Regions from separate parts of the Homo sapiens genome. Here region 2 is linked to region 1. Evidence: chromatin contacts called from ENCODE Hi-C or POLR2A ChIA-PET data. All regions are on one chromosome and are shown on one strand. Each heading gives the region's core, a stretch centred on a gene start or an enhancer-like site at or near the end of the contact. The rest is flanking DNA. Distances are from core to core; before and after follow the strand shown.

Region 1 (4,517 bases), core at 1,860-4,359:
ACCATCGTCAGAGGTGGTCCTCCTGTGTCTGCCTTTGCCTTCTTGCCGCTCTTTCTCAACCGTGCAGCCTCAGCAACCTTTGGAAAGGAGAGTCAGGTCATGTCACTTCTTGGCTAAAAAGATTTCAGTGACTTGCATCTACTCAGAACAAATCCAAAGTCCCAACAGCAGTGCACAAGGCCCTACCTGACCTGCCCCCAACCAACTCTCCACCCTCCCTCCTCATCTCTGACCCCTCTCCTTCTTGCACCCTTTTCTCCAGCTTCCCTGGTTTCCCTGATGTTCCTTAAATGTGACAAGCTCACTCCTGCCCCAGGGTCTTTGCACCATTGGTTTTCCTGCCTGCAGTACTTTTTGCAGATGGCCCCGAGACTTGCTTCCTCATTTTTTCAGAGTTCTGCTCAATATCAGCGTCTCCATAATACCTTCCTTGACTGCCCTGTTATCAATGGCAACCCCATGTCCCCAGAGCTTCCTATGCCCTTAAGCTGCATTTTAAAATTTCACAGCATGTATCCCCATCTCATTTTCTATATTCGCTTGTTCGTTTATTGCCCATCTCACCGGCTAGAACCTGAGTTCCATGAAAGTGAGAACTGTATGCCCAGCTCACCTCTGCAGCTGGGAAGAGGCCCTGCTAAAGGAATGAATGAGACTCTGCTCAATAAATATTTATAGATTAAACCAACAAGTAAGTGGATTTATATTTACTTCCACGTGGATCTCAGGGTTATGTTCAAGATGTCATCTAGTAATGAGAGTTGTGAACTGGGATTCTGAGGAAACAGCTCATTCCTGACTCCTTACTAACCCTTTTGTATGTTTTCAAAGCAAACATGCAAAGCATGAAGACCTTCAAAAACCCTTCTCTTCCCTCTCAAACCCTGATTCAGCTTGCAAAGGACAAAAGAGCCCTTCCTTTTCTTGTAGGAGACCTGAGTCTCTTAGATGGTTTCCCTATATGACCTTGGTCAATCCAGATACTCTCGTTGGGCCTCATTTTCTCCTTCTGTAAAGCCTCCGAGATCTTCCAGCTCTGACGTTCTATGGTTCATTTCCACCTGAGATGGCTGTGGCACTTTGACTTCACTGGGGGAAGCATTTCAGATAAGCAGGCCCTGCTATCTCTGGAGCCTTTCTCTTCACCTTCATCCCTTCACGTGAAACCCAACGCCAGAGCTTCTGGGACAGCCTCCTCATTGATAAAGTGTTCCCTGACTTCTCAATGAGCTTGCACACTGTAGCTGCAGCGATAATGGGCTATATCTGGCTGGCCCGGAATCTTGCCTATGTTCCAGTCAGTGCTGTGACTATCAGTTGTCTGCTGAGCATGAATGGCCAGAGGCAGAAAAAGGACAAGGAGCCCCGCTGGTGAGAAGTGGAAGTGATTAACTTATGTCGCATGCTCCAGCGGGAGTCTCAGCCAGCGATAGGCGAATGAGTGTATGATGACAGCTGCCTTGGAGTTCACACCACACCATCAGCACTCTGCAGGAAACAGATTACTTCAGGGCTTGAGAGCTCGTTGACAGCTGGAGCTTTCTGATAAAGTTGTCAGAAAGTGAAAAGGACAGTCCCAGGAAGTTGTAAGCTTCCTGTCCTTGGAGGTGTTGTGGTAGAGGAGGAGAAGTGGTGGATGGGATGTTGTAGACGAGGTTGAAAGTGCACTGATGGGCTGGGTGCGGTGGCTCGTGCCTTTAATCCTAGCACTTTGAGAAGCCGAGGCAGGCGGATTGCCTGAGCTCAGGAGTTCGAGACCAGCCTGGGCAACATGGTAAAACCCCCGTTTCTATTAAAAATACAAAAAATTAGCTGGGTGTGGTGGTGCATGCCTGTAATCCCAGCTACATGGGAGGCTGAGGCACAAGAATGTCTTGAACCCAGGAGGCAAAGGTTGTAGTGAGCTGAGATCATGCCACTGCACTCCTGCCTTAGTGACAGATGAGACTCTGTCTCATAAAAGAAAGAAAAAGAAAGAAAGAAAGAAAGAAAGAAAGAAAGAAGAAAGAAAGAAAGAAAGAAAGAAAGAAAGAAAGAAAGAAAGAAAGAAAGAAAGAAAGAAAGAAAGAAAAGGGCAGTGATGGGCAGACCATGTCTGTCCTGTTCTTCACAATGTCATTATAACCTAACATGGTCTCCTCTTCTGTGCTCAGGGGCTCAGGGCCAAGGTGTATCTGTCTGGGCATCAGTTGGGGCCCCAGGAAATGGTGGAATGAGGGGAAGGTGGTATAAGCAAGTTGGGCTAAACTTCTAGAAGGAGAGCCAGGATCCAGGTGTCAGGAAAGGGCAAAATCCAGAGATAGTCAGAAAGAGAGAGGAATTCAGGGTGGGAAGCAAATATTCACAATAGGAGAAATGAGATAAAGTGAAAACAAGTCAAGATCAACTAAGATCGGAGGACAGTGGGTCCAAGTGGTCACTTATAAGTTGGAAAAGGTATGATGCCAGGTGCATTGGCCTAGATTTAAAAATGACCAGAAGTGGGGTGTACATTGTGTCTTGCTGATAACACTGCACTGCAGAACACTAGCGATCATCTTTTCAGGAAGGCCAATTCAGAAAAAACAGAAGGACTCATGGGCCACGTTTACCACCACCTAAAATACTTCTGTTAACTCTCATGAAAAAAAATACAGATATTCTTGTAACTTGGATTACATACTTTGTGCAATGTCACTTAGAAAATTGGTACTGCTTTTGGCCACTTTGATGTTACTCTCCAGGCCTATTTGAGAAGATGATAAGAGGTGGCAACTTTCTAATCTTTCACCTTAGTATAGCCCAAGCAAAGAGCTATATAGACCCTTGTGGGCTGTCCACATGATCTCATCTCTGCTGTAGAATTTCATCAAGTGGAATTTCAACTTTGGAGAAAGCAATATAAACTACATGGTTGCGTAAGGAGTCCACAAGTCTGAATACTTATTCTGTTAGCAGCCCCACCCCTCTCTTTTTCACTTTGATTTGCATGTAGTTTTCAGTCAGGCCAGAAAAAGCACTTAAAGCTCTCCATTCCATGACCCCCACCCTCCCAAAGGCGTGAGCCCTGTTGGGCTTTGGCGTCAGTCTGAAAGATCGTGCACGTTCTCTGTTTCTACCCAAGCATGTCACAGGAGAGAGCCTGACCTGGGTGGGGTGAGATGAGGAAACTGGATGACTTCCCAGCCTCTCATGAGTCAGGTGTTCATGGCCTCATTCTTTTATTCAGAGAGGATTCCTGGAACATAACCTATTTTCTGATATCAGTGCAAAAACACCTTTAGCGCCAAGTGGCACCCTTTGGGGTCACATCGATGGACCCTACAGGCAGCGTCCTCTTCAGAATGGGAGAGACGGACTGGGAGAAGCAGCCAGGAGGCCCTCTTTGCAGAGTCTCTGGGGCGATGGTGCAAAGTTTAAGTTTTATTCTAAGAGCAATGGGAAGTTATTAGAGAGTTTGATGCAGACAGGCCATGATGTGATAACCATTTTTAGAAGATATCTCTGTCCGCAGAGTGGGTGATGAAACTGAGGGAGGGAGGGGATGAGGGAGACAAGTTAGGAGGCTACTGAGGTCTCCATCCATTCGCATATTCATTCATTCTCCAAATATTTCCTGTACTCCAACTGTATGGGCAGCAGGCACTGGAGATGAGGCTCCCTACCCTGCCAGAGCTTAGGGGTGAGAACGACAATAAAAAAGGAAACAACTAAACAGAAGAGATCATTTCAAAGTGTGATGAGTGCTATGCAGAACATGAAACAAGGTGCTGTGATAAAAGGGACTGGAAGGGAGGTGACAGTCACTTCAGAGGGCTGAGGGGACAGAAAGCCTTTCTGAGGAAATGGCATTTGTGTTAAGACCTAATACTGGGACTGTGTGAGTCATATGAAAGTGTGGAGTGGGGGTAGGGGAGTGTTACAGGTAGAGGAAACCGTGAGTGCAAAGGCCTTGAGGCAGGAATGAGCTTGGCTTGTGACCAGGGAGTGACGTCTAGGAAGAGAGGTCAGCAGGGGCCAAGCTAGGCAGCTCCTTGAAGCCCCCAGTTAGTAGCTGGCTTTTATTCTGAGAGGATGAGGAGCCATGACAGAGGGTCCAATGATAGAATCCAGGGGCTGGCAAACTATAGCCCACAGGTCATGTTGGCCCACCTACTGTTTGTGTAAATAAAGTTTTATTGGAACACAGCCTCACCCATTCATTTACATGTTGTCTATGGCTGCTTTCACACTACAAGGCAGAGCTGAGCAGTTGTGACAGAAACCAGCTGGCCCACAAAGCCTAAAATACTTTCTCTCTTTCTGGCCTTTTGCAGGAAAGTTTGCTGATGTCTGATTTAGTTTGTGTTTTCAGAAGGTGACTGATTCTGGCTGCTGTGTGGGGTGGCATCATGACATGGAGCTACAAGGCCACTGTGGGACAAGAGATGAAGATGAGGTCTCTGCTTTGCATCAGTGCCTTTCGGCTGATGTTTCCTCCTCCCTCTGTCCCTCCATCAGACAGAGGGAGATGGTGGCTCAGCCTGGTGGGCTTATCT
Region 2 (4,561 bases), core at 879-3,378, 140 kb after region 1:
GACCCTAGCACTCAGCCATTGTGTGACAGGATCTCTGAACATCCCCATTTTAGATGGTGGAACTGAGATCCAGAGGGAAAAATGACTCCCCCAGATCTGCACAGCTGGGACCCAGCAGAGCCCAACACACAGCAGGTGCTCTGGAAACATTTTCCTAATCCTACTTCTCAGACCTGGGGAAGTAGGGTGGTTCCTAGCTGACACTGTCCCTCCATTACCCTTTCCTCACCCCAGGGGTCCTACTGGATCCAAGCCGGACATGGTGGGCAGGGAGGAGTGCTCGGTAGGCTGAGGCTGCTTCAGCTGCTGCCTCCAGCTGCCCCACGTTGGGGCCCTGTGCCTGCTGTCTGGGGACGCGGCTGCTGGGCTCCCTGGTGCTCCCCACCCCCACATTCCAATCTATGTATCCCCACCCCCGTGTCTACCTGTGTGCAGTTGATTCTGTTCTCTCCACTTTTGTCCCTGACTGTATCTGACTCCTAGGCTTCTCTCTCTCTCTCTCCCTGCCCCCTCTCTCTCCTTCTCTTTTCTACTCCATCTTGTCTCTGCCTGCTGTCTCTGTGGGGTATCCACTCTCTGTCTGGGTTCCTCTCTGTCACTCTCTCTCATCATCTCTGAGATATGGGACATATATCCATGGTTCTTTGCCACAGACATTTGGGGCTCTCAAAAGTGAGAACGTGCAGCTGGAAATGCCTCAGAGACCACCTTGTTCCACCAATGGGCAGTCAAAGCCAGATGTGCCTTAAGACTTGCCTGAGATCGCTCGGCAGGTGAGAGAGGGTAAGAAATTTCCCCACCCCACGGATTCAGCCAGAGGTGTGCCGCCCACGGGGTCCAGGCTCTGCAGCCCCTCCTCCTCCTACCCAGCTCCGAGACTGCTGGGGTCTCCACACAGCAGCCCACCCAAGGCTGGCGGGTGAGGGCCAAGGGCTCTGTCTGGTGAAGAATAAACTCTGAGGAAGTTTTAGGGCAGAAGAGAACAACTGGACCATTCCGGAGGAAGTTGTAAGGGGGGTAGATACTACACATGTGCCTCAGTTCCTCCACCTGTCTCTCTGCATCCATGATTTTCCATCCCTTGGAGGGCCATGGCTGGGGAAGGACAGTGGGACCATCCTCAGGGCCCTCCGGAAGTGGTCTGCCTGCTGGCGTCGACAAGCACCAGTTTGGGGGACATGTCACCCTCCTGTCCTCAGTCACAATCAACTTCTCACTGGACCCTCTCCCCAGCCCAAAACCCAACCCTTCTATGGAGTCCTCCAGGCTCAGCTCAAGAGCCTTTCTTTCAGGAAGGTTCAGTGTGCCCCACCCACAGCGAGAATGTCCCCCTCCCTGGCTGCCTCACTTGTTGTCTCTCTAGGCTCTCCTGCCTTCTCTCTCTCTCTCTCTCTCCCCCTGTCTCTCTGGCTCTCTCCCTTTGCCACCTGCCCCCACACCTCCACACCTCCACACCCTGACACTTACCAGTCCCGCTTCCCTTGCTGTCGGCGTTCATCCTGGAGTCATGTGACATACTCCCCACCCTGCCCCTAAACTCTGTTTCCTGACCTCAATGCCAGCCCCTCTGCAGGGCACTGCCCCCTCCATGTCCCATGGAATCCCACACCCCCATGCAAGGGGTCCTCACTGGACAGAAGAGAACGCCGGGGCTCAGACAGAGCAGGCAACCTGCCTGAGGTCACACAGCCCAAGTGGCGGCAGCACCGATGTCAACACCCAAGCTGTCCGACCCGATTCCCAGGCTCTTGAATAGACCTGCCGTCTCTCCAGCTGGGGTAGGGCCTCTGTTCAGCCCATATCCCCTCACCATGGGGTCTTTCTGAAACAGATAAACCACAGGGGTGGAGTGGGGGCCTTGACACTCAGCAACACCCCGAGGAGGCTTCCCCTCAGGGCCTGGGCAGCCTGAGCCCTGAGCCGTTTCTGAGGGTGACCTGAATTGGCTCTTCCTGCCTGGTCTGTGTTTGTGTCAAGCTGGTGCCTGAGCGACGTGAGGGTGGGCAGGCTCCCCTGGCAGCAGCTGCCCCTGCCAGGATGGGCAGGGCCTGTGCAGGCACCAAGGATTGATGGTCTTTGCAGGGTGGGCAGCCGGGGCAGGCTGCGGAAATTCTGGGAGAAGCAGCTGCCTCACCCAGGGGAGTGGGAGGGAGGAGGAGAGAGGAGGGTGGCAGAGACAGCAGGAGGAGGGGTTTTCCTTGGGCTGTCCTTGCAGTGACATGCCTGCATGTCTGGGGCATGAGCTGACTGCCCAACTATGTCCACAGCCACCTACCAGGGCCCGCCCACCTTGGGGACAGGGCCGGCAGCCGGCAGCTTCAGGCTCCAAGATGCTCACCAGTGGCTTTGTAGCCTTCTCTCTGCCTAGGAACCCAGGAGGAAAGACACAGCCCCACTTCCTATAGCCAGGTGAGGGTCTAGGCACCTCCCAAAGCACATTCCACAAGGGAGGAAAGAGATGCGGAGGGAGCAGAGTGGCCTAGGGTCACACAGCCAGTACCCTCTCTGTGATGACAGCTTGTCTGCTGCCCCATTCTAGCTCCTAATTCTCAGTCATTCTCAGCCCCCCAGAGCCCTGTGTAGCATTTGCCCCTAAACAGATGTCCAGTGCTTGCTTGTTGAATGAGCGAATGAATAAAAACAGACAAAGCTGGGACAGAGGCACCTCAATGCCCTGAACAGTGTTCCAGCCTTCCTCTGGGCAGGTATGGTGATGATCCCCGTGTTATCAGTCAGGAAACTGAGGCTTAGAGTCTTAGAGTAGCATCCAGCTCAGGACTCTCCTATTTGGCGTCCTGGCAGGAGGTGTCTTACGGAGCCAGTGTCCACCCTGTGGCCTGCATGCTGTGTCCCCAAGCTACCTCTAGGGTGAAATGAGGTCATGGACGGATTTGGGGCTGGGAGTGGTTTCTGACCACTGGGCCACCTGCCCAGTGGATGCCAGGTCAAGCCCCCCTTCTTGGCCACCCCCTGAGAACTGAGGTGGCCCCAGGGCTAGGCCAACTGAATGTCTCTTCCCCTTTTTGATCATATTATTGAATATAAAGGAGCCTGGGAACCACACCCTTTGGAGCTCAACAGAGTTTTTTATGCCCTTAAGAAGCTGGCTGACCCCACACAGGCTCCTTAACCTCTCTGAGCCCCAGTTTTCCCACCCGTAACACAGGACCCCAAACCATGCCACCTGGATCAGAGGGAGTCAGACATAGGAACAACAAAAGGGGTTGCAGCCTTGCATGAAATACTACACAGCAGTGAGAATGCATGAATGGCAGCTACACATGCTGGCATCATGAGCCTCAGAAACACTACGGAAGGAGAAAAGGCAAGTTCCAGAAGAAGGCATTCAGTGTGATCCACTTTACATGAAGATTTAAAAAACACATATTTGGTATATATTATTTGTCAATACATTCATATGTATTAATAGTAAAAGAATAAAAATATACTTTGAACAAGAAGCATCAAGTTCCAGACAGTGGTTAGCTTTGGTGAAGACACGGAGGCATAGGTAGGTGTATGTTTTTGTTTTTGTTTTGAGACAGAGTCTCACTCTGTCGCCCAGGCCGGAGTGTAGTGGCACAATCTCAGCTCCCTGCAACCTCCGTCTCCCGGGTTCAAGAGATTCCCATGCCTCAGCCTCCCAAGTAGCTGAGATTACAGGTGCCTGGGCCCACACCTGGCTAATTTTTGTATTTTTAGTAGAGATGGGGTTTCACCATGTTGGCCAGGCTGGTCTCAAACCCCTGACCTCAGGTGATCCGCCCACCTCGGCCTCCCAAAGTGCTGGGATTACAGGCATGAGACACCACTCCCAGCCTGGTAGGTCTATGTTCAACCGATCCAAGATACAGGTTTGTTAAAATTTGACCTGTTCAGCATCAGTAGTCCTCCTCTCTCCAGCTGTCCAGCTGAGAGATAATGGGGATAAGTGCTGTTTTGGAGGTGTATTTTGACAGGACTTGCTTAGGGGTTGCATGTGCCTTCAGGCAACTACTTAACCTTGCCAAGCCTCAGTTTCCTCATCTGTGAAGTGGGGAAATAATCCCTGCATGGAGTGTTGAGAGGATTCAAGGCAGTCATGCATACACATAAAGCCCTCTGTGCAGTGCCTGGTGCACTGAGACACTCCTCCAGCAGTGGAAACAACTGAGGTCATCACTAACTTTCGAGGCGGACTGGGGGTGGGGGTCTGTGTGGCGAGCCTGAGACTTGGGGCCCCAGAGCTCATTAGCCCACTAGTAAGCCAGGCCTCTGTAGCTACCCCCATGGAAAGAGGTCAGGTCTGAAGACACTTCACTCCATAGCAATCCCTGCAAATCCCTTCCCGTGCAACTCACAGGCCCCACTAATCAGTCACATGGCTGACCTTGAACACGGAGGCTGACCCACACTTGAGTCCACCCACCCCCTCCCACTGTTGTGAAGCCCTGGCCTGAGGCGTCTGCTGCCCGGGGAGAAGAGAGGCCCATCCAGCACCAGAAGCCCGACATGTTTCTGGGAGCTGGGCTGAGAGCTGCCACACCTGCATCTGGGATCTGGGTGCCCACTTACAAGGGCG

Evidence for each region. Hi-C counts contacts between places; a loop is a spot of excess contacts on that map. ChIA-PET counts read pairs that join two places held with the same protein, here RNA polymerase II (POLR2A). Pooled maps may share reads with other maps.
Region 2: a loop to region 1 is called in a map of cardiac septum, with 10 times the contacts of the local background. The contact joins two enhancer-like sites. A Hi-C loop is called at or near these places in 3 of 168 maps with a recorded cell type or tissue (cardiac septum, heart left ventricle and left cardiac atrium) and 4 of 50 pooled maps. POLR2A ChIA-PET finds 5 or more read pairs at or near these places in 1 of 52 experiments (OCI-LY7).

What each region holds. Positions count from the first base shown.
Region 1 is chr3:14,231,427-14,235,943 of GRCh38, forward strand. No RefSeq gene overlaps it. Among named protein-coding and RNA genes, the nearest start is that of LSM3, 55 kb to the left of the region's middle. RefSeq lists cis regulatory regions at 921-1,785, 3,072-3,187. Within about 2 kb of position 3,110, at least 11 of the 41 ENCODE cell types and tissues checked have a DNase peak (open chromatin) inside an H3K27ac peak, as active enhancers do.
Region 2 is chr3:14,372,528-14,377,088 of GRCh38, forward strand. No RefSeq gene overlaps it. Among named protein-coding and RNA genes, the nearest start is that of LINC01267, 22 kb to the left of the region's middle. RefSeq lists enhancers at 3,951-4,469, 4,470-4,561. Within about 2 kb of position 2,129, at least 6 of the 41 ENCODE cell types and tissues checked have a DNase peak (open chromatin) inside an H3K27ac peak, as active enhancers do.